Regions from separate parts of the Homo sapiens genome. Here region 1 is linked to region 2. Evidence: read pairs that join two places in POLR2A ChIA-PET (ENCODE). Cell type or tissue: HCT116. All regions are shown on one strand. Each heading gives the region's core, and the rest is flanking DNA. Links, peaks and the distances in the headings are about the cores only.

Evidence for each region. ChIA-PET counts read pairs that join two places held together with the same protein. Peaks named below come from ENCODE experiments on the same cell type or tissue, not always from the same donor. Only the 100,000 strongest peaks of a DNase experiment are listed, where the experiment ranks them.
Region 1: POLR2A ChIA-PET joins it to region 2 with 5 read pairs; 2 of 35 experiments call an interaction of 5 or more read pairs at or near these places.

What each region holds. Positions count from the first base shown.
Region 1 is chr2:69,767,556-69,779,178 of GRCh38, reverse strand. The region is part of intron 1 of ANXA4 (annexin A4); the gene reads right to left. Among named protein-coding and RNA genes, the nearest start is that of SMANTIS, 26 kb to the left of the region's middle. In HCT116, for the core only: no CTCF peak of the experiment used is centred there; a DNase peak (open chromatin) is centred at 5,758.
Region 2 is chr2:69,609,890-69,621,512 of GRCh38, reverse strand. All of the region lies in intron 2 of AAK1 (AP2 associated kinase 1), which reads left to right. Among named protein-coding and RNA genes, the nearest start is that of AAK1, 28 kb to the left of the region's middle. In HCT116, for the core only: no CTCF peak of the experiment used is centred there; a DNase peak (open chromatin) is centred at 4,642; H3K4me3 peaks cover 878 bases; H3K27ac peaks cover 852 bases.

The DNA of each region.
Region 1 (11,623 bases), core at 4,553-7,052, 160 kb before region 2:
CTTATTTCATTAAAAAAAAAAGGATTCATTCTGACTTCTCTTTCCTTTTTTTTTTTTTTTTTTTTTTTTTTGAGGCAGAGTGTTGCTCTGTTGCCCAGGCTAGAGTGCAGCGGTGCAATCTTGGCTCACTGCAACCTCTGCCTCCCAGGTTCAAGCGAGTCTTCTGTCTCAGCCTCCCTGGTAGATGGATTACAGATGGATTACAGGCATGTATCACCATACCCGGCTAATTTTTGTATTTTTAGTACAGACAGGATTTCACCATATTGGCCAGGCTGGTCTTGAACTTCTGACCTCAAGTGATCTGCCCACCTCAGCCTCCCAAAGTGCTGGGACTACAGGCATGAGCCATCACACCTGGCCCTCTGATTTCTCTTTTTTTTTTTTTTTTTTTTTTTTTTTTGAGACAGAGTTTCACTCTCGTTGCCCAGGCTGGAGTGCAATGGCACGATCTTGGCTCACTGCAACCTCCGCCTCCCGGGTTCAAGTGATTCGCCTGCCTCAGCCTCCCGAGTAGCTGGGATTACAAGCATGTGCCGCCATGCCTGGCTAATTTTGTATTTTTAGTAGAGACAGGGTTTCTCCATGTTGGTCAGGCTGGTCTCGAACTCCCGACGTCAGGTGATCTGCCCGCCTCGGCCTCCCAAAGTGTTGGGATTACAGGCGTGAACCACCGCGCCCAGCCCAACTTTACTTTCTAAATGCCAGATATACATCAACCAGGCCTTTTCTGACTCCAGAGACAGTTGACTTGGTGACAGTATTGATATCCACTGTAGAGATGCATTGTAACTTGGCTAACTCTAATTAGTTCTGATATTAACAGGCCCAGCATAGGCTGCTAAAACCCTTTGACAATTTTAAAATATATTTTTAACTCTTACTTATAACTTCTATTCAACCTCTTTGCCACCAACAACAAATTTTAGAACGAATAAATAAGATAATTTCTGATTTCGGCGAGATGATGAAAATATAACAGGATGATAGCACAGAGCAAGGGTCGGCAAACCACAGTAGCTCATGGGTGAAATCCTGCTTTTGTACAACCTACAAGCCAAGAATGTCTTTATATTTTTAAATAATTGACCAGAAAATCAAATAAGGGATATTTTATTACATGTGAAAATTGTACAAAATTCAAACTTCGAAGACTTATTGGAACAGTCACACGTGTTTGTTTATATTTTGTCTGTGGCTACTTTCAAGCTACAACAGCAGAAATGAGTAGTTGTGACAGAGACCATGTGGCCCAGGAAGCTAAGAATATTTATTATCTGGCCCTTCACAGAAAACATTTGCTGACCCCTGACATGGAGGATGACAGGATCAGGTTACCAGGAAGAAGCTGGCCTGGGCAGGGCGATCCGGAAGGCATCTCTGAGTTGACATCTGAACTAAGACCTGAATGAAGGGAAGGGGCTAGCCGTTCAAAATTCTGAAGGAGAACTCTTTCAGGTAGCTGGAGCAGTCAGTGCAAAGGCCCTGCAGCAGAAATTGGCTTACTGTGTTTGAAGGATGGACAAAAGCATTGTGAACAAGGGCAAGAGTGGCATGAGATGAAGATGCAGTCAGGCCATATAATATTGTGACTTAGAGTAAGGGATATACACCTGTTCTCCTCCTGTTCCTGGTACATAACTCCTAAATCCCTTGGAATTTTGTAAGCGATAAGAACAATAAGGGTGAAAGGAGCATCTTTTGTTATTCATAACAAGCCCGGTTAACCGCACCTGAGTTCATGTTAATGAGGGGACGTCTGGAAAGCCCCCAGATAACTATAGGATGGGGGGCTGGTTGCCCTGGTAAACAAACTCTGTGATTAAAGAGTTGGAATTTTCAGCCCAACCTCTCACCTCAGGGGAGGAGAGAAGGGCTGGAGATTGATTTCATCACCAATGGCCAATGATTGGATCAATCATGCCTATGTAACAAAGACTCCATAAAAACCCAAAGGACAGTGGGAAATAGGGAGTGGAGGGGTTGAAGAGCTTCCAGGTTAGTGAACATATGGAGGTGCTGGGAAGACGTGCGCCTGGAGAGGCCGTGGAAGCTGTGAGCCCCTCCCCACGTGCCCCACCCTATGCATTCTTCCATTTGGCTGTTCCTGATCTGTAGCTCTTTATCATAAACTGATAATCCAGTAAGTAAACTGTTTTCCTGAGTCCTGTGAGCCATTCTAGCAAATGATGAAAGTCAACAGGGGGTCATGGGAACCTCTGATTTCTAGCCATTCCATCAGAAGCACAGGTGACAAGCTGGACTTGACACTGGCATCTGAAGTGGTGGAGGACTGTGGGACTGATCCCTTAACCCAAGCTTGTCCAACCTGTGGCTCGTGGGCCACATGTGGCCCAGGACAGCTTTGAATCTGGCTCAACACAAATTCATAAACTTTATTAAAACATTATGAGATTTTTTGCAATTTTTTTTTCTCATGAGCTATTGTTAGTGTTAGTGTATTTTATGTGTGGTCCAAGACAATTATTCTTCTTCCAATGTGGCCCAGGGAAGCCGAAAGATTGGACACCCCTGCCTTAACCAGTGGGGTCTGTGCTAACTTGATAGTGTCAGAATTTAGTTAAATTGTGGCACACCCAGTTGGTGTCCAAAGAGAACTGAAGAACTGCTTGATGCTTGATGTGGGAACCCCCACCCCACCCCCTCACCCATCACATCTGGTGCTAGAAGTGAAAAAGTGTTAAAGTATAAGGAAAAATAGTTTGTTTTCCTATACAATTGGTGTCAGAAGTGGGATTTGCTAGAATGGCCCTGGCTTGCAGAAATATGTGGTTTGGGAAGAGAAAGAACAAAAGGGTTGGGGATGAGAAACTTTGATTCCTGGGTGGCCACATGGTCATGAGATAGGCAGGCTGGTGGGTTCCCTATTTTTAAATGGTCTGGGCCAGGCATGGTGGCTCACGCCTGTAATTCCAGCACTTTGGGAGGCTGAGGTGGGTAGATCACCTGAGGTCAGGAGTTTGAGATCAGCCTGGCCAACATGGTGAAACCCTATCTCTAATAAAAATATAAAAATTAAGCTGGGCATGGTGGTGAGTGCCTGTAATCCCAGCTACTCAGGAGGCTGAGGCAGGAGAATCATGTGAACCCCCAGAAGTGGAGGCTGCAGTGAACCAAGATTGCACCACTGCACTCCAGCCTGGGCAACAGAGTGAGACTCTGTCTCAATAAATAAATAAATAAATAAATAAATAAAATAAAAATAAATAAAATGGCCTGGAAGAAAATGATAGAAGCCATTCACTCAAGCTTTAACTTATCTAACTCTCAGCCAATTAATAACAAAAGACCCAAGAAGCTTATTAACCACGAGTTCCTATTTCAGGGGGCTGGGGACTTCCCTGGAGCCCTGCATGCATAGCTAGACTTAAAGTCCAACCTACAGTTACCCTTCCTCATTTTAAGGCTAAAAATGCATGGGGTGGAGATTTAAAATACTAATGTTGCATATGATGCATGAAGAAGCATGAGTGCTAGAAAAGCCTCTCCTATACATGCTCTGATGTAACCCTTTCCCATGGAAAGACCCTATAAAACTAACCCACACACTATCCTCCGATAGCAGTCTGTTTCTTTTCCTTTCTCAGCACTGGCTCCCTTGTGCATGAGCCAAAACAAACTTTCTCTTTGCTGCTATGTATGGTGATTGCTCTTGATTTCTATCCTGGGTGATTACAAGAACCCATGGCATTGGTAACAGCCACTCATGGTACGGAGTAGCATACCATGCTGAGATCTGTTAGTAAAGGTAAAAGCTACCCCAAGGTGTTGGCTCACTGGAAGCATAAGGAAATGCAAACTAATAAGAAAAGGCGATATATTCAGTCCCTTGGTTATTATCTGTAACAGATAAAATAAAATTAAAAGAGAGTGCTGGGTCAGACCAAGCTCAGATTTCAGTGAGTCTGCGCTCTAGCCAGTAACTGCAAAGCCACCCACCAATGGCAAAATCATGCTGAGATTAGACAATATCACTAAGAACTCTGGTAACCAAGAAGGCAGTTTATGTGGGGTGGAAGGCAAACCATGAAACGATTGAAACCACAGGGTATAGTGTGAAGAAGTTATTTCATTTTGTAGATCAGTATCATAAACTTCCTGAAGAACCTTTATTCAAATGGGTTGTGTGAGTAACTAAGTGAGTGACAGTGTCTTAGGTTTCGAACACTGCAGAGTATTCAAAATGCTAGCATTCATGTTTGGGTTGATGCAGGACCCACAGCTCTCTATGGAGCAATCGCAGATGTTTCAGGTGGTCCAGACACATAGGAGGTTATTCCTGAGAGAACATCCAGCCTGGTGGACTGGACAAAAGCCACACTAAGGTCTGTTTACCCTGAGAAGGGGGACTGTTCCTCTCCCCTTATAAATGCCAAGTAGAATACCCCTGATGAAGCAGCTGATGTGCTTCATATGCAAACCACAGAGGACTGGCTTGATGATCATCGGGGTATTTGTCTGCTGAATATGCCTGTTACCCAGGTCATGGTAAACGCTGTGATTAAGGGGGCTCCTTTTGGCTGGACGCGGTGGCTCACGCCTGTAATCTCTGCACTTTGGGAGGCCGAGGTGGGTGGACTACCTGAGGTCAGGAGTTTGAGACCAGCCTGGCCAACCTGATGAAACCCCGTCTCTACTAAATATACAAACAATTAGTCAGGCATGGTGGCGGGTGCCTGTAATCCCAGCTACTCGGAAGGCTGAGGCAGAAGAATCACTTGAACCTGGGAGGCGGAGGTTGCAGTGAGCTGAGATTGCGCCACTGCTCTCCAACCTGGGCAACAAGAGCGAAACTCTGTCTCAAAAAAAAAAAAAAAGGGGGGGGGGGGGCTCCTTTTACATAAACACCTCATATAACCTTACTGCTGCAAAACCAAGGGAGTCTTATTGAATTTTCTCTCTCAGTTTCCCCTTATGGGTCTTACAGATGCTAATAAAAACATGAGGTTAGTTAAGAGAAGAATGGAGAAAGGCACAGAGAGTCACGGACTAGTCTTAGCAGGGTGGAAATTTTTAAATGGTTATTAACACATAGGGCAGGGTGAGATGGCTCACGCCTGTAATCCCAGCATTGTGGGAGGCAGGGGCGGGCAGATCACCTGAGGTCAGGAGTTCGAGACCAGCCTGGCCAACACGGTGAAACCCTGCCTCTACTAAAAATAGCAAAATTAGCCTGGCATGCCTGTAATCCCAGCTACTAGGGAGGCTGAGGTACAAGAATTGCTTGAGGACGGGCGCGGTGACTCATGCCTGTAATCCCAGCACTTTGGGAGGCCGAGGCAGGCGAATCACGAGGTCAGGAGTTCAAGACCAGCCTGACCAATATGGTGAAACCCCGTCTCTACTAAAAATACAAAAATTAGCCAGGCGTGGTGGTGCACGCCTGTAATCCCAGATACTCGGGAGGCTGAGGAAGTAGAATTGCTTGAACCCAGGAGGCAGAGGTTGCAGTGAGCTGAGATCACGCCACTGCACTCTAGCCTGGGTGACAGAGCAAGACTCTGTCGAAAACAAAAAAAAAAAAAAAAAAAAAAAAGAAGGAAAGAAAAGAAAAGAAAAGAAAGGAGAATAAAACAAATATTGATAAACAAACAAACAAACAAAAAATCAGGGGCAAAACTTAAGACCTTCACAGATCTTAGCCAGTCCTTGGTCTGGAGGCCCTGTTTCATGTCATGTGAATGATCCACATGTACCCATATCCCTTGGTAAGTATGATTCATATGCTAATTGGCTGACAACCCTGGCAGATACTGCTTTTCAGAGCAAGGGCCTTCCCTTTGCTTTCATGTAGTTTTGGAATAAATGACAAGTGAGGAGGCAGGGAAGGGGGACACCTCTCCAAAAGAGGCAAGCTTTAATATGAACATTCCACTCCTTTTTACCACATCAAGAAGTGGAAAGACATCTTGAGCAAAGCCTTCTGGAAATACTGAGAGTCATTACACAAGGAGCTAGAAATATTTCACTTAAGGAAAAAGAAGGTATCATACTTGAACACTGGGTACTTTTATTCAATTTATTTTGAAACTTGGACAGCACACAGTGTAATATACACATTTATATACAGACAGCTGTTGTTTATTTATTAAAGTTTTACTAGTACAAAACAAATTTCTTTCTTTCTTTCTTTCTTTTTTTTTTGAGACAGTCTCGCTCTGTTGCCAGGCTGGAGTGCAGTGGCATGATCTCGGCTCACTGCAACCTCCGCCTCCCGGGTTCAAGTGATTCTCCTGCCTCAGCCTCCCAAGTAGCTTGGATCACAGACGCCTGCCACCATGCCCAGCTAATTTTTGTATTTTTAGTAGAGACAGGGTTTCACCATGTTTGCCAGGATGGTCTTGATCTCCTGACCTCATGATCTGCCCGCCTCGGCCTCCCAAAGTGCTGGGATTACAGGTGTGAGCCACTGCGCCTGGCCACCAAACAGATTTCTAAATAGAATATACAAATAAATGCAGAAAATGGTACTCCTCGATTCATTGTTATATCAGATAGTATGTGTAAAGTCAGTCTACACAAATGCTTATTAGCATAGAGCCTGGCACCTGGTAAGGCCTCAATAACTCTTGGCACAAGGATGGGGGGAGCAGAAAGAGGAAAGAAATGCACCCCCCAAAACACAATTGCTACAGCCTCTCTTAGCAATTGCTAAGGCCTCTCTTAGCTGCACAGAATGACAGCTCCCAAGGGCTGAAAAGCCTTTCTTCTGGAAGTTCCACCTATAACCTTCCCACCTCATTTTCCACCTGCCTCGCAGTGCCATGCTCTTAGCAGAGCCTCTGCCCGACATTCTTTGCTATCTCACCTTCCTTGATTCCTTTGTTCTTTCTCTCTGAAGCCCTTTCTACAATCCATAAGCTGCACATTGTGACCAAGTCCACAATGACTCAGACTGTGTTGGGGGTTTAAAAGCTCCTTTGCTGCTCACAGATGGGGCGAAATAATTAGCAACTATGCCTCAGTTTTTACATCTGTAAAATGCAAACACGCTCCCATTTTGGGGGTGATTCAAATAACTCTAAAAGCATCAGGACTGTTCCAGATGGAAAGATGAAGGCTGAAGGTGATACACTTTTTAGTGATGTCTTAAAAACCTAGGGTTATGAAGAACATGGGTGGGTGACTACAGCTTCTTAACAGTATCTGAACTCTACGACTAGGGCTTAGGATAGGGATCTGAAGTTTTTAAGACATAGTTTTGGAGCAACTGAAAGATAGTTGGGAATTAAACATATGAGACCTATCTCAATAGCAGTTACAAAAGGGAAAAATAAGTTGTAAATAAGTTCAACTTATTTCAACTAAGATTACATAAATTCATGGAAATAATTTACAATGAATTCATAAAGAAAAAGTAGGTATGTTGAGAATACATCTATACTGGTTTCCAGGATGTCCAGAAGGATAATAATACACTGTAACACAAATTGCCCAGTTGTATCTGCCAGAAATGGGCAAGCCAGGTGCTGACTCAACTAGAAAGTTTCTTATGTCCTTATGGCAGACTGCAGGGATGTGGAACAAGAACTTCTGATTTCAAGTCCTATTTAGTAGGCTATATGTGGAGGTAACAGTGTGGTGCATTCTCCTCTCTCACCCAGCATTTGGAAAGCGGGCAAAGTAGATACTTCCCTAAGCATTAGACTAGTAAAATCAGCAAACACCCATCAAAACAAAGATATGCAAACTCATTTTAATGGGAAAGAACGGCTCCTGGGTTGAAGCAGGCTTGCTGGAAGATATTAGCATGTTTAAGGAAAACTTGTGTCCATCAGCAGAGCAAGCTCCATGCAAAACTGGCACAGATGCTTACTTTGAAATATTCATCTAAGCCCTGTCCTACGGAAAGGGTGAAGCCAGTGGTCGGGGGTCAGATATTTCCCCACTGTGAAGATGAATTCTGTCCATCTAATACTCCCTTGTTCCATGGTTGCCAAGCACCTTTTAGGCTAGAGTTTGGCTTCCCAAATCAACCTGTCTACAAATATTGGAGCATGAGGATTTTTGCCTAAATAATATTTTTCCTTTCTTTTTTTTTTTTTTTTCTTTTTTTTTTTTTTGGAGACAGGGTCTTGCCCTGTTGCCCAGGCTGGAGTGCAGTGGTACAGTCATAGCTCACTTCAGCCTCGAACTACTTAGCTCAAGAGATCCTGCCGCCTCAGCCTCCCGAGTAGCTGGAACTACAGGTACGTGCCACCACGCCCAGCTAATTTTTTTTTTTTTTAAATTTTCTAGACAAGGCCTCGCTGCATTGCCTAGGCTGGCCTTGAATGCCTAGGCTCAAGCGATCGTCTGCCTCACCCTCCCAACGTGCTGGGATTACAGGTGTGAACCACCATGCCTGGCACTGTATTTCTTAATATAAATAAATTAGCAATATGTGTGTGTCTGCACGTGTGTGTGTCTGCACGTGTGTGTTTGCATGTGTGTGTGCGTACAGGTTTAATGAGCCTGGTGAATAGGAATCCTCCCTTTCTTGTCGTGCTGAGAGAGAGTTTCTCTGGGTCTGCTGGATGTTGCATTGTGGTGAATTCACCCCGGTAACTGAAGCTCTCCTTCAGACCCCACCACAACTTGGCGGCCTCCATTCAGGTTCCTAACATTGACCCACATCCCAGAACAGGCCACCTGAGCCTATTATGAAGGGACCTGCCAGCCTTGTGGCACATTCCTACTGAATCCTTCCCTTCGCTGGAAGATCACATGTGAGTGAGTCATTCACTATTTTTCTTTGGTACATGGTTTCATTTTACAGCCCACAAGGATGACAAATTTAAACCACTGGTCTGCAGATTGCAAAGGGTGTGACTGGGCCCCACCCAAACACTAAAGGCTTTCAAAACTGTCTATGAAATAGGAAAATGAGAGTAACTCTCTTTTTTTCCTTCTTTTTTTCTTGGAACTTAGATCCTTCTAAAAGTAAAGGAAGTTTTATTGCAGTGACGGGGTTTGAGTTGGGAGAAATAACATTTTAAACGTGTATTCAAAGGCAAGATGTAGAAGGTAAAGGAATGAAAACAAATTTGGAGGCCTGCCTACTAGGCCATCTTAAATAAGAATCGATTCCAGCCTAGCACCCAGCTAGTAACTTACGGACGGTCTTTTGTCCATATTTTGGCCAGTTATTCACAGCACTGTTGAGGGCAATAATAATCCTTTCAATCCACAAGTAATTAAAAAACATGTATCTTAGGCCTGGTGCAGTGGCTCACACCTGTAAACCCAGCACTTTGGGAGGCTGAGGTGGGCAGATCACCTGAGGTCAGGAGTTTGAGACCAGCCTGGCCAACATGAGGAAACCCCATCTCTACTAAAAATACAAAAATTAGCTGGGTGTGGTGGCACGTGCCTGTAATCCCAGCTACCCGGGAGTCTGAGGCAGGAGAATCGCTGGAACCTGGAGGCAGAGGCTGCAGTGAGCCGAGATCACGCCACTGCACTCCAGCCTGGGTGACAGAGGGAGACTCCGTCTCAAAAAAATAAAAAAATGTATTTTACATATAATTTAAAACATCCCACGCCTTCTCTGCTCTTCCCACATCATGCCAAAGCCAGTTTTTACTCCAATGATTGCTTTGTCTAAAAGGCAGGGGAAGGAGGGAGGGAACACTTATTAAACACTCCTCCATGTTATCTTATCTACTCAATAACCTCTGGGACAATGACTATTATTTCCACTTAACAAGTTAAAAACTGAGAAAAGTTGTGTAATTTGCCTGAAGTTAGCATGAGGCCAGACTGGGATAAAACACCTAGTTTACCTGATTTGAAAGCCACTAGATACTACAGTAGTGAAAACTGGTTGTGGTGAGTTCTATCTTGTCTTAAGAGGTAGGGCTAAATATCTACATTTTATAACAATAAGGAAAGTCACAGTGGCCTCAATGATTGCTGGGAAAGCTGACTGGGTCCCACATGTTGATAGTTTAATCCTTGCTTTGTTGTATGGCCTTAGTTCCCAGGCTCAAGCTTCGAATAGTGCATAAATCAAAGAATATTCTAATACGCTTTATAAATGTGCAGCTTCCCTACCTTGTTTTTCTGGGCACCATCATCAACTTGCTTCAGATATAATGAAGTACCCAATATAGTGCTTTAGACTTTCCTAAGTAATTTTCTTTTTAATTTTTATTTTCTGAGTGACCCCTAGTGCCACCTGTGGACTAGAGACCTTTGGAATTTCAGTTGGCTGGTTTTTTGTTGGTGGAGGTTTTTTTTTGTTTTTTGTTTTTTAACTTTTCTTTTGAGATGGGGTCTCACTATGTTGCTCAGGCTGGGCCTGAACTCTTGGGCTCAAGTGGTCAGCCTGCCTCCACCTCCCAAAGTGCTGGGATTACAGGCATGAGCCACTGCACCTGACCTTCTGCCTTTTAATTGCAGACAAATTATTTGGATTTCCCTCCCCTCAGTCCAGTGACCTGAGAAACAAGAAGCTGATGTGGTAGTAATGCTGATTATTTCTATCATGGGACTTACAGGACAGTTTTACTGATGTTTCATGTTCATTCACCTACTCATTCAACACACATTATCTGAATGCCTGCCCCATGTCAGGTACCATTTGATTTACTAAACGGCACACTTTCCTTTCCGCCTGTATACCTTTCATGACAGTATATGATCCCCTATGCCTTGTAGGTTTAAGAGTAACCTGCCATTTAAAAAAATCCTGGAAGCTACAGAGATGACGTGGTTGAACTTCCTGCTGTAAAGACTTTACGACCTTTCTCAATGGTCCTCTCCCAGCTTCCAGTCATCCTCTCTCTGGCCCTGCGCTCACTCCTCCACAGGTAGGCTTTGCCACTGCTAAGCAGCTGTAACCATCAGGAGAGCTGGCCTTGTATTCCTTATTCCATCCTCTAGAGCCAGAGGGACTTTATTTTAAAATAAGTAGTTATTGAGCTAGTTGTACTGAATGCTTATGTGTTTTGTCACTATTATATCATTTTGCCCTATTATTTTCCAGTGGACTGGACATGATAATTTAAGTTTTAGAGAAGTTAAGCATAGTACCCCAGGTCACTCAGTAATAGGTGATAAGAGCTATGTTTTCATAGGTCTGCCTGTCTTTAGAGACCTTTATATTATACCATGCTGAATACATGCTATAATATATACTCGCATATACTATATAGTATGTGTATACGTGTATAATTATATGAATATTATATATGTGTACATATGTATATATTTACATAATATGCATAATATATACAAAGTGTATATATATAAAGAGTATGTACATATGCGTATAATTAGGTGAAAAGGCAGATGACAATTCTAGAGGCTTTTAGAATCATGACAGAATAAAAACTTTAAATTGTTACATTTCTTGCTGAGCTAAAACTTTCTCGTTCTTCATATCTTTTAACAAGCTGGATGCAAAAAACAAAACAACAACAAAAACCGTCCTCTTCCAGACTTATCTGATGGAAACTGGACCACACTTTTGACGGGCAGACAGATGGCCCCGGTCAAACATGTTTAGTACAAGGCTGGTGGCCATTTCAAGAAAGCAGCGCATTTCTAATCCCCACACGCTCTAATTCAGCCATACGGCCTTTCTGGTGGGAGAACAACGTGGCATGGCTCTGTAATA
Region 2 (11,623 bases), core at 3,251-5,750:
AATTACAAATTGCCTTTACTCCTTTTTTTTTTTGGTGGAGTTTTGCTCTGTCGCCCAGGCTGGAGTGGTGCAGTGGCACAATCTCAGCTCACTGCAACCTCTGTCGCCTTTTTTCAAGCGATTCTTCTGCCTCGGCCTCCCGAGTAGCTGGGACTACAGGTGCACACCACCAAGCCCGGCTAATCTTTTTTGTATTTTTGTTAGAGACAGAGTTTCACCATGTTGGCGAAGCTGGTCTCGAACTCCCGACCTCAGGTGATGCCTTAGTTTCCCAAAGTGCTGGGATTACAGGCGCAAGCCACCACGCGCAACCAAAATTGCCTTTACTCCTACCACTCGACTCTACTATATACTTGAATTCAGAACATCCCAGCATGGACCAGTATATCACCTAACACCGTGCTTCCTCCTTAAAAGAAATACACATGTCAGTGAAAGACAGGAAGTACTATGAGTGTATATACAAGGCTCTGGTGTTCTTTACACCCTGGTGGACGCACCACAGTGAGAGTTGGGCAAAGGGTATGCTTTTTAAAAATTTTATTTCATTAAAGTTGGCTAATGGCTTTGAGAAACTTGGGCAAATCATTTTAAGGAAAGATATCTAGGGAAGTTAAGTATCATGGCATTGATTTGTTTGAAGCTGTCCATACAGGGATACTTGTATTCAAGTTTGCAAATCACTAGTCAAGAGTCAGAAGAGTAGTGGGCTGAGGATGGAATTTAGGCTTAGCAACATTTAAGGGGTAGCTTAGTAAGGAGAGCCCTTAAAGGTGACAGAGAAGGAATGTCCAGCGAGGTGGGAGGAGAATCAGTAGAATGCAGTGTCTCGCAGACATGGGATCCAACAAAATTAAAAAGTTGGAAGTAAAGAGGGTCAAATATCCCAGAGAGGTCAAGTAGGATAAAGACTGGAAAGTGTCCTCTGGATTGGCCAGTGGAGTGGCATTGACCTCTGCAAGAGCATTCAGAAGAGTGATGGAAACGGAATTATAGATTACAGTGAGTTGGTGAGTGGGAGCACCAAGTCTAAACTATTTCTTTGAGAAATGTTCATAAGAAAAGAAAGGGAGAGATCATAGCTTGGGAGATGCTTGAGCATATCAGTAGGCTGATGGGAAGAGGCACCAGGCTAGAGAGAGGAGGTCAGGGGAGAGATTGAGGTTAAAACAGAAGAGAGGGCAGTTCCTCATGGAGCAAGGTCCCAGAGGAGACAGGAGGGAATGGAGTAGTCTTCATTTTTAAAAATTGCAATTCCATTCTTTTAGATACTCAGGCCAAAAACCTCTTGTCATTCAGTTTATCAGAAAATCCTGTTTGCTCTATATTCACAATACAGCCAAGGTCCAACCACTTCTTACTGCCTTCGTTGCTGTCTCTCTGGGCCAGCCTGTCATTGGCCTGGATGATGGCAGCTGTTTCTTCACTGGTCTCTCCACTGCTGCCTGAGCCTCCTCAGTCTACTCAGCACAGTAGCCAGAGTGAGCCTTTAAAGTGCCAATCATTTCATGTTAGTTACTCCTCTGCTCAGAAGCGTCCAGTGATTCCCCATCTCAGAGTAAAACTGTAAATCCTGCTGTGGCCTAGAAAGTGCTATGCTCTGCCCCACCGTTTCCTCTCTGCATTCTTATTTTACTCTTCTCCTCTGGTTATTGCTCTCTATCCATACTGGCTTCCTTCCTGTGGTTTCTTAAAGCAGGGCAGATTCGCACCTCCCTGCTCAGGCCTCTTGTACTTGCTGTTCCCCTTGCCTGTGGAATGTGTCCTCTAGGTAGCCCCAAAGCTTGCTCTCCCTCACCTATTTTGCTTAAATGTCACTTTCTGAGAGAGTCCTTCCCTGACCATTCCATTAAAATTTGCAACCCCTCCCTCCCGGCAGCACTCCCTCCCTCTTCCCTGCTTTGGCTCTGCTATATAACGTGCTTGTTTGTGTATTGTCTCTCCTCTTTGGAACTTAAGCTTTATGAGCTTTTCTGTTTTATTCACAGGCCTAGAACCATGGCTCTCATAGAGTAGGGACACAGTAAATATTTGTTGATTAAATGGGTGGATGGATGAATAAGATCAAGGCTGAACCTTGGGAAAGAAGAGGGAAATTTCACACTCTGAGACAGGAGGAGATGAGTGAATCTGTATGGATATAGATAAGTTTGTAGTGGGGAAGCCTTGGGGGTAGGGTGGGAATTGAAGGCAATCATAACAGATACCCTCAATTTTCTGGAGTAAGGAGGCAAGGTTGTCTGCCGAGGATAGTGGTAAGTATGGGGCTGAGGATACTCCTGAGAGTTGGGTTAGTCATCGAGGGGAATGAGAGAGGGAGCTAACCAAGGACAAGGAAAGGACCCAAGCCAGGATGGACACCATGAGGCAGTCTTGTAAGGCTGTGTGATTTGAGGTTAGGAACAGAGCAGGTGGATTTAGCATTGATTCAAGGTTGGGGAGGTGTGAGGGGAGGCTAGGAGTGCACAGAAATCAAAGGAGCAGTGTAGATGGTCAACCATGGGGCCAGAATGGGGAGACAAGCCTGTCTAAGCAGGGGGTTGATTGGTTGATTGAAAGAAAATGGAAGAGTCAGAGCATGGAGGACTGGATGGTCAGGCCAGAATGAAAGCCTAAGGGAATGGAAGTCTTGGAGGGTGTGTCAGAATGGGGGAGACTGATGTTTAAGATTTGTGTTGACAAGGTCTAGAGGGTGGCCATGGATGTGTAGGTCATTGAGAGGACCAAAGGTCAGTGTCGTGAAGAAATCTGGAGGCTGCAGTTTAGGAATAAGTGGATTTTGAGACCACCCAGAAAGATGGTAGGAGTTGCAGTGGAGGGAAGCCAAGATGCTACAGGCATCCGTGAATGTTAGAGACTGAGCCAGAGGGGGAAGTACAAAGGCAAGGCAGGGTGGAAGCCAGTGTAGCCACGTGGCATGAGCTCAAAGGAGCAGGAATTTTTACATGAGGGTGGAGGAGTGATGGTTTGGAGTCAACTCAGGAGAGCAAGGAAAGTTCTGACCTCCTGCGCTAAGCTACTGAGGCGTAGGAAAATATGGCATCAGAGGGCTAGTGATGCAAGTGATATTGGCTGGTGCAGGAGCAGGACCGAGCAAGTTGGATGATTTATCCTTTGGCTTGATTGTGGAGCTAAGTTGTTTTTATTGTTAGGTATTTATAATTTATGGCATTTATTTGGCAGCTTAACTTCCTCTTATTAAAAGGAACCCATTTTTATTTTGCATGTATTTTACTTATATATTAGTATATTGAATATTATATATTTATTTATATCTCTACTTATATTTAATTTTATGTGTACATGAATTCTTTTTTCTCCTTTGGGTCTTGGCTTTGTGACAAAAAAGACCTTGCATGGTCGCTGTAGAGGCATCTTCAGGACCTGGTTTTGAATTTGCTTTTTGTATTTTATTGCTGGGAGCTCCTGCTTACCTTTCACTTTTATGCCCTCCTGGTCAGGTTGGTTGCCTCATGGTTCTTTTTTATCACTAGACTAATGATTAATTCTTAGTGAAGCCCTTCACCTCAGAGGTTGCTGAATGATGAAGGACCACTTCCCTGAATCTTTGCTCAGCAGCCTCGAGATAAAGGAGGAGGTATGACTCTGTCAGCCAAAAAGCCTAATCTTTGAGTTGGAAATGGTTTATTCCTTGTATATTCTTTCTAGGTGTTAACAAACCAAAATAGTAGAGGCATCTCCATTAAATGTGGCCTCTTCTATACTCCTAATGCTTCCAGCTCTTCACTTTATCCCTTCACAGGAGCAGGCACAGCGTGCTGCTGGGAATGTCTGTTCACTTCTTTTACATGTGATTAGTTGTTCCTGATGTTTGCACTCTCATACACTCAAGCATGTGGCACATACCTCTTTAGGATTTGCTGCATCTTACAATAACGATTTATTTATCAGTCTTCTAAGCTGTTCTCCCTTCATCCCTGACCCAACTTGGACTCCTTGAGGGTATGGTTAGGTTCTCACTCATCTTTTTGTATGCTTTTAATAAGTAGGTATTTAGGAAGTAGGTATTAAATTAATGCATTAAACTTAGAATTCAAACAGCCTAACTCACAGATCTTGCAAAGGAGAAACTATGCCCAGAGGATTAAATGGCCTGTCCGAAACTACACAGCTAGGTTCAATTGGGATTAGAATCCATTTCTCCTCTCAAGCTTGTGGGGTCTTCTGAAAGATTAATGTCAAAGCAACTCGATGTGAATTGATTGTGTTCCTTAAAGTTAGAGATAATTGAATTCCTTGAAAATTCACTTATATCTTCTAGGGATAGGGGCTTTCAACCTTTCATTTCACCTGTTACCCTGTTTGGGGGTGGTGTGATGGTTTGGAATTTTGTTGTTCTTGACTGAGATTAGAGAATGAGGGCCTAGGCACAGGGAGGCTCTGTTCTGCTTGTCAAACCAGTAGGTTTGCTTTTTCCTTGACCTATACCTTAAGGACATCCTTCTATCTTGTAGGTGCTAGTGGAGCTATGTTACCATACACTGGGGATAGGATGAGGGCCCCTGGATAATCTGTGGCCTGGCAAGTGACACAGGCAGAAAGCAGCATGTCCAGGTCCCTCGTGGGTGGCTTGGGGGAACTTGGGGTTAGAAAAAGGGCATTATAACCAGGTGCTAGAAGTTCACAGATAGGTCATTTGTGGCTGGTAGGATTGGCAGGAAACAATGAGTCACACTGGTAGGTATACAAGGGATAGAAAAAGAAGAAATTTTTGATAATTGCTAGAGAGCCCTTTTTCCATTTAGACCAGTAGGTCTCAATTGTGGCTGTTTTGCCCCCCAGGAGACACTTGGCAATATCTAGAGACATTTTTGATTGTCACACCTAGGAAAGGGCTATTACAGGCATCAAACGAATGGAGGTCAGGGATGCTGGTGAATATCCTGTAGTGCATGGGATGGGGATGGCCCCCATAACAGGGAATTATACAGTCCAAAGTCATGAGCGTCCAGGTTGAGAATCCCTGATTTACACCCTGGGCCCCAACATCAGTACTCTGGTGGTTACTTAAGTCATAAAAAAAATAGTTTTTTATATATACTTTACTTTGAACTCTATTGTTAAATGGCAAAATCAGGTTTATTTCACCTTTTTCTTTTCGTTCTTTTTTTAAAATGGAGGCAAAATTCACATAACATAATTAACCATTTTAAAGTGAACAGTTCAGTGGCATTTAGTACATTAACAATGTTGTGCAGCTGGGCATGGTGGCTGGTGGCTGTGATTCCTGCTACTCAAGCGGCTGAGGTGAGAGGATCACTTGAGCCCAGAAGCTCAGCCTGGACAACAGCAAACTTCATCTCTAAAAGAAAACCAGAAACCAAAACTAAACATAATGTTGTGCAACCACTACCTCTATCTAGTTCCAAAACATTTTCATCGCCCGAAAAGGAAAGTGGTACCCACTAATCAGTTTTTAGTACAGACAGGGTTTTGCCGTGTTGCCCAGGCTGGTCTTGAACTCCTGAGCTCACATGATTTGTCTGCCTTGACCTCCCAAAGTGCTGTGATTACAGGCATGAGCCACCATGCCCAGTCACTATGTTTAGCTTTAACATAAAATTTACCATTTTAGTATTTAACCTTTGATATAGACTTGTCATTCCACAAACACATTTTAAGCCCCATGTCATGAGGGCACTGTTGAAAGCACTGCATAAATTATGATGAACAAAACAGTTATAGGTGTTTTTCTCCTAGAGCTTACAGTCTAGTGGGGAAGGCAGACATTGAACTCCCACCAGTAAGTTTTCAAGTCCGGGAAGTGAATTTAGCTGTAAAAGTATAGGAGTTGAAGCCAGTGCAGTAGGATTGACTGTCACAGTTTCTTGCTTTCCACTTTCTTTCTGTGTGAGTACAGTTTCTTTCATATAAGAGCAAATTCATAGCCAAAAAGAAACAGGGAAGGAAGAAATGAAGAAAATAAATGAGAGAAAGCAAGACCCAGGAGCGAGGAGGAGGGAGGATTGGGGAGGTCCTCCCAGGAAATCCCGTGTTTCAGGTTCTTCTAGAAACTCCTCAGGCCAGTTCTTAAAACATCTTCCACTGTGGTCTGTCTTTATCTTTTGAGTCATATAGATGGGAATGGTATTTCCATTTGGTTAAATGGTACTGGGTTAAAAAGCAAAATAACATACCCTGCCTCCCATCCTCTGTGTCTCTCATAAGGATCAGAGCCCAAGTGACATGAGGTCAGCTGAGTGCCCAGCAGGACTGAACTATTCTGGCCTGCGGGGCTTCTCTGCGAAGTCCCGAGAAGTGGCTAAGCTGAGGTCGAAGTCCACATGGAAAGGACAGCACCAATGGGCATGCAGTTTCCTTGGTAGACTATGTAAGTGAAAACCCTAGAAGGAAGGTTTTTGATGGTGCCCATGAGGAAAGAGGACAGCAACATGTTTTGTTTTTTTCCTCGTGGTTGGGGTCATATTAATTTCTTAGGGCCACAGTAACAAATGACCACAAACTGGGTGGCTTACACCAGTAGAGATTAATTAACCTTCTCACAGTTCTGGAGGCCAGAAGTGAGAAATCAATGTGTTGACAGGGCCGTGCTCCCTCAAAAGCTCCAGGGGAGAATCATTTCTTGCCTATTCTGGCTTCTCGTGGCTCCAGGCATTCCTTGGTTTGTGGCTCCATCACTCCAGTCCCTGTCTCAGTTTTTGCATGACCTTCTCCTCTTCTGTGTGTCTCTCCTCTGAGTGTCTCTTCTAAGGACACTTATCATTAGATTTAGGGTCTGCCAGCATAATCCAGGATGACCCCCATCTTGAGATCTTTCAATTAATTACACCTACAAAGACTCTTTTTCTATATAAGGTCACATTTACAGGTTTCTGGGCTTAGGACATGGACCTTTCTTTTGGGGGAACCATTATTCAACCTACCAGAGTGGTGAAGGAGACAGGGTGTTGGGAGCAAAGGTTTTTGTTTTTGTTTTTGTTTTCCTGGTTGGGAGAGAAGGAAGCAAAATGCCGTGGAGAGTGCCATGACTAAATCCCTCACCTGGGACCCTGCACTGTTGCTGCCACTCTCGGGAAACTTTCAGCTTGAAATGCCAGCTCCACGGGGCAGGACTGGAATGGCCTGACCAGGTCTGGCTTCATGAGAGAGAGTTTACTAGACTCCTCCTTCCAGCTGTTACACCTGTCCCTGTGTGACTCCATGTCTGCCTTCCTTCAATGAGCCTTTCCTCTTCCCTTTCTCCTTCCTTGCCTTTGTTTTCAGCCTGTTTTCTCACCAGTATTTTGTGTTTCTTTGGTATTTCTCTCTAGTCATGGACAGTAAATGAAACAGAAGTAGGCATTTTACTAATTTTAACCTTTATTAATGAATTCTTTGTTGCTTGTCTTCTGAGCTGACTCACCTGATAGTGGTGCTCAAAAGGAAAACCATTTCCTCTACTCACATTTCTGACACCAAATCTAAGTTTTTTCCACACTAACAATCAGTTATTTGACTTCCTAGACACCGTTTGGGTGTCCTACTATTCAAATTAATTCTGACACTATCTATTTGGAGTTAGCTTCAGATTTTACAGATTAAGGGCTCAAGACTGCCCCCATTTCAGATGCCAGTTGCAAGCTTCTGGTACCAGGTTAGCTACAAATTAGGGGTTCTCATTACCCCTTCCTCCTGTTTGATCATTTGCAACAGTGGCTCACACCACTCAGGGAAATACTTTATGTTTATCAGTTTATTGTAAAGGATACAAATGAACAACCAGGTAAGAGCTACCTAGGACAAGGGATGGGGAAGGGGCATGGAGCTTGCATGCCCTCTCTGGGCATGCCACCCTCCAGGTACCTCCACATACGGAGCTATCTAGAAGCTCTTTAAACCCCTTTATTTAGGGTTTTTATGGAGGCTTTATTACATAGGTATGATTGATTAAATCACTGGCCCTTGTTGATTAGCTCTATCTCTAGCTCTTGCCCTCCTCAGAGGCTAGGGGTAAGACTTAAGGTTCTAACCTTCTAATCACATGGTTGAGTTCCCTGCCAACCAGCCCCCATCCGGAAGCTACCTAGGAAGCCCAGCCACTAGCCATTTCATTCACTTACAAAAAGACACTCTGCATTCTGGAGATTTCAAGGGTTTTAGACGCTTTTGTGTTAGGAAACAGGGGCTAAGACCAAATATTAACAAAAGATGCTCCTATCACCCCTACCACTCAGGAAATTACTACAAGGGTTTTAGGTGCTCTGTGTCAGGAATCAGGGGCAACGACCAAATATATATTTCTTATTGCATCATGGTGCTGTAGCTTGGAAGTGATTTCCCCTCTTCCTGGGGTCTTGATCATTGGCCCCATGATTTGGGGTGTGATTCTAGGAGCTGTTGGGATTGCACAAAGCCTGTGCCTTCAGATGCTTGCATCTCATCTTCCTTGACAAGATGCCTGTCTTAAAGTGGGCCATTGGACTGAGGGAGGTGATGGGCCTCATGAGACCTCAAATTACCCACTTACACTGAATTTTCCTGGTCTCCAGATCTAGAGCTTAGGCCATTTCACATGGCTAAACTGCTTTGTTAAAATGCTGCTTTCCCCTAAGGACACTGATATGTCTAAAGGTCCAGAAGCCTAGTCAGCACTTCTCCAGGTAATACTTTAACTTTGACCAAAACATAAAGTTGACATCATAGTAGAGTGGAAGACACAGAGCCTTTGAAGGCTTTGACTAACTGGGAGATTGTCATTGACTTGCTTTCTGTAAACTGGCTCATGTCTTCCATCTTGGTATGAATGTACCAGTTTTTCATTTTCCAAGGATTGGCTTGCCTCCTTAGACAACACTGAGACTTCCTTGGTAAAACTTATACAGCACATGGTTTAGAGTTGAATGGTGAAGGAGGCAAGGACCATAGAGAAGATGCTAGAAAGAACCTTTATCATAAAATATCAAACAATGTGAAAACATTCTTCCCTAGATAATGACTCCAAAATACAACTGTTGTCGTTTTCTGGTGAAACGTCTAGAGCCAGCTGTGCCATTCTCATAGCATCTTCATAATAATAAGAGCTGACTTTTAGTGCTTATGTAGCAAGTGCCTGTTGGAATTATCTTATTTATCTCCACAGCCCTACTGTTACCTCATTTTACTTCCGAGAAAGTTTAAGCAACTTGCCACAAAGTTGTCTGCTAATAGGTAGAAGGACTGCTGACTCTAAACCCAAGCCCTTTTTTAAAAGTTGTGGTTACATACATAATATAACATTTACCATTTTAATCCTTTTTTAGTATACAGTTCTATGGCATTAAGTACATTCACATTATTTTTTTTCTCTCTAACAGATGAAATACTTTAATCCATATATTAATAAATCCCCAGTTGGATAACTTTTTTTATTATACTTTAAGTTCTAGGGTACATGTGCACAACGTGCAGTACATTCACATTATTGTGTACTCATGACCACCATCCATCTCCAGAACTTTTTCATCGTCCCAACTGAAAGTCTATGCCCATTAAACACTAACTCCCTATTCCCTTTCTCCCCCAAGCCCCTGGCAGCCACCATTCTACTTTCTGTCCCTATGAATTTGCCTACTCTAGATACCTCATCTAAAATGGAATCATAGAGTGTTTTGCTTTTTGTGAGTGGCTTATTTCACTTAGTATAATGTCTTCAGAGTTCATCCATGTTATAGTATATGTCAAAATGTTCTTCCCTTTTAAGGCTAAATAATATTCCATTGCATGTCTATACCACAGTTTCCTTATCCATTCATCTGTTGATGGATGGCTGGATTGCTTCTACCTTCTGGCTGTTGTGAGAAATGTTGCTGTGAACATGGGTATACGTATCTCTCTTCAAGACCCTGCATTCTGTTCTTTTGGGTGTTGTATTTGGGTTCTCCAGAGGGACAGAACCAATAAGGTATATGTATATATAAAGGGAGTTTATTAGGGAGAATTGGCTCATAAAATTACAAGGCAAAGTCCCATGATAGGCCATCTGCAAGCTCGGGGAGAGAGAAGCCATTAGTGGCTCAGTCCAAGCCCGAAAGCCTCAAAACCAACTCTAAACCATGTGCTGTATAAGTTTTACCAAGGAAGTCTCAATGTTGTCTGACAGTGCAGCCCCCAGTCTGAGGCCGAAGGCCCAAAAGCCCCCAGGAAGCCACTGGTCCGAGTCCCAAAGTCCAAAAGCAGAAGAATCTGGAAGTCTGATGCCCAAGGGCAGGAGGAGAGGAAGCAAAGAGTCCTGCATGTGAAGAGAGAGAGAGCGAGAAGACTCTGCAGGCTATTTATCCCCCTTCTGCCTACTTTGTTCTAGCCGCGTTGGCAGCCAGTTGGATGGTGCCCACCCACATTGAGGGTGGGTCTCCCCCTCGTAGTCCACCAACTCAAATGTCAGTCTCCTCTGGCAACACCCTCATAGACACACCCAGAAACTGCCTCACCAGCCATCTAGGCATCCCTCAATCCAGTCAAATTGACACCTAATATTAGCCATAACAGGTATATACCCAGAAATGGAATTGCTGGATCATAAGGTAGTTCAGTGCTCAGCTTTTTTAGGAATTGGCATACCATTTTCCACAGCAGCTGCACCATATTACATTCCCATCAGCAATCCATAAGAGTTCCAATTATTCCACATCCTCACCAAAACTTGTTATTTTCTGCTGTTTTTTCTTAGTAATAGCTATCCTAGTGGGTGTGAAATGATAATCACGTTGTTGTTTGATTTACATTTCCCTAATGACTAATAATGTTGAGCATCTTCTCCTGTGCTTATTATTAGCTGTTTGTATATCTCATTTGTATATCTTCTTTGGAGAAATGTCTATTAATAGTCCATTGTTCATTTTTCTAATAGGGCTGTTATTGAATTTTAGGAATTTTTAATATTTTCTGGATGTTAACTTCTTATCAGATGTATGATTTATAAATACAGTATTTCCTTCCATTCCATGGATTGCCTTTCTACTCTTTTGCTAGTTGTCCTTTGATACTCAAAAGTGTTTAATTTTTGCTATGGTTCCATTTGCATATTTTTGCATTTGTTGCCTGTGCCTTTGGTATCATATCCAAGAAGTCATCGCTAAATTCAATGTCATGAAGATTTTCCCATATGTTTTCTTCTGAGGAATTTGTAGTTTTAGCTTTTTAGATGTTTGATCCAATTTGAGTTAATTTTTGTGTAGTCATGAGGTAAGAAGGGGTCCTCCTTTTTTTGCATGTGGGTATCCAGTTTTCCCAGTTCCATTTGTTGAAGAGGTTATCCTTTCCCCCTTGAATGGTCTTGGCACGCTTGCTGAAAAATCATTTGACCATATATGTGAGGGTTTATTTCTGGGATCTCTATTTTATTCTATTAGTCTCTATATCTGTCTTTATGCCAGTACCACACTGTTTTGATGACTGTAGTTTTGTAGTAAGTTTTTAAATCAGAAGGTATGTGACCTCCAATTTTTTTTTTTTTTTTTTTTTTTGAGACAGAGTCTCACTCTGTCGCCCAGGCTGGAGTGCAGTGGTGTGATCTCGGCTCACTGCAAAGCTCCGCCTCCCGGGTTCACGCCATTCTCTTGCCTCAGCCTCCCGAGTAGCTGGGACTACAGGTGCCCGCCACCATGCTCGGCTAATTTTTTGTATT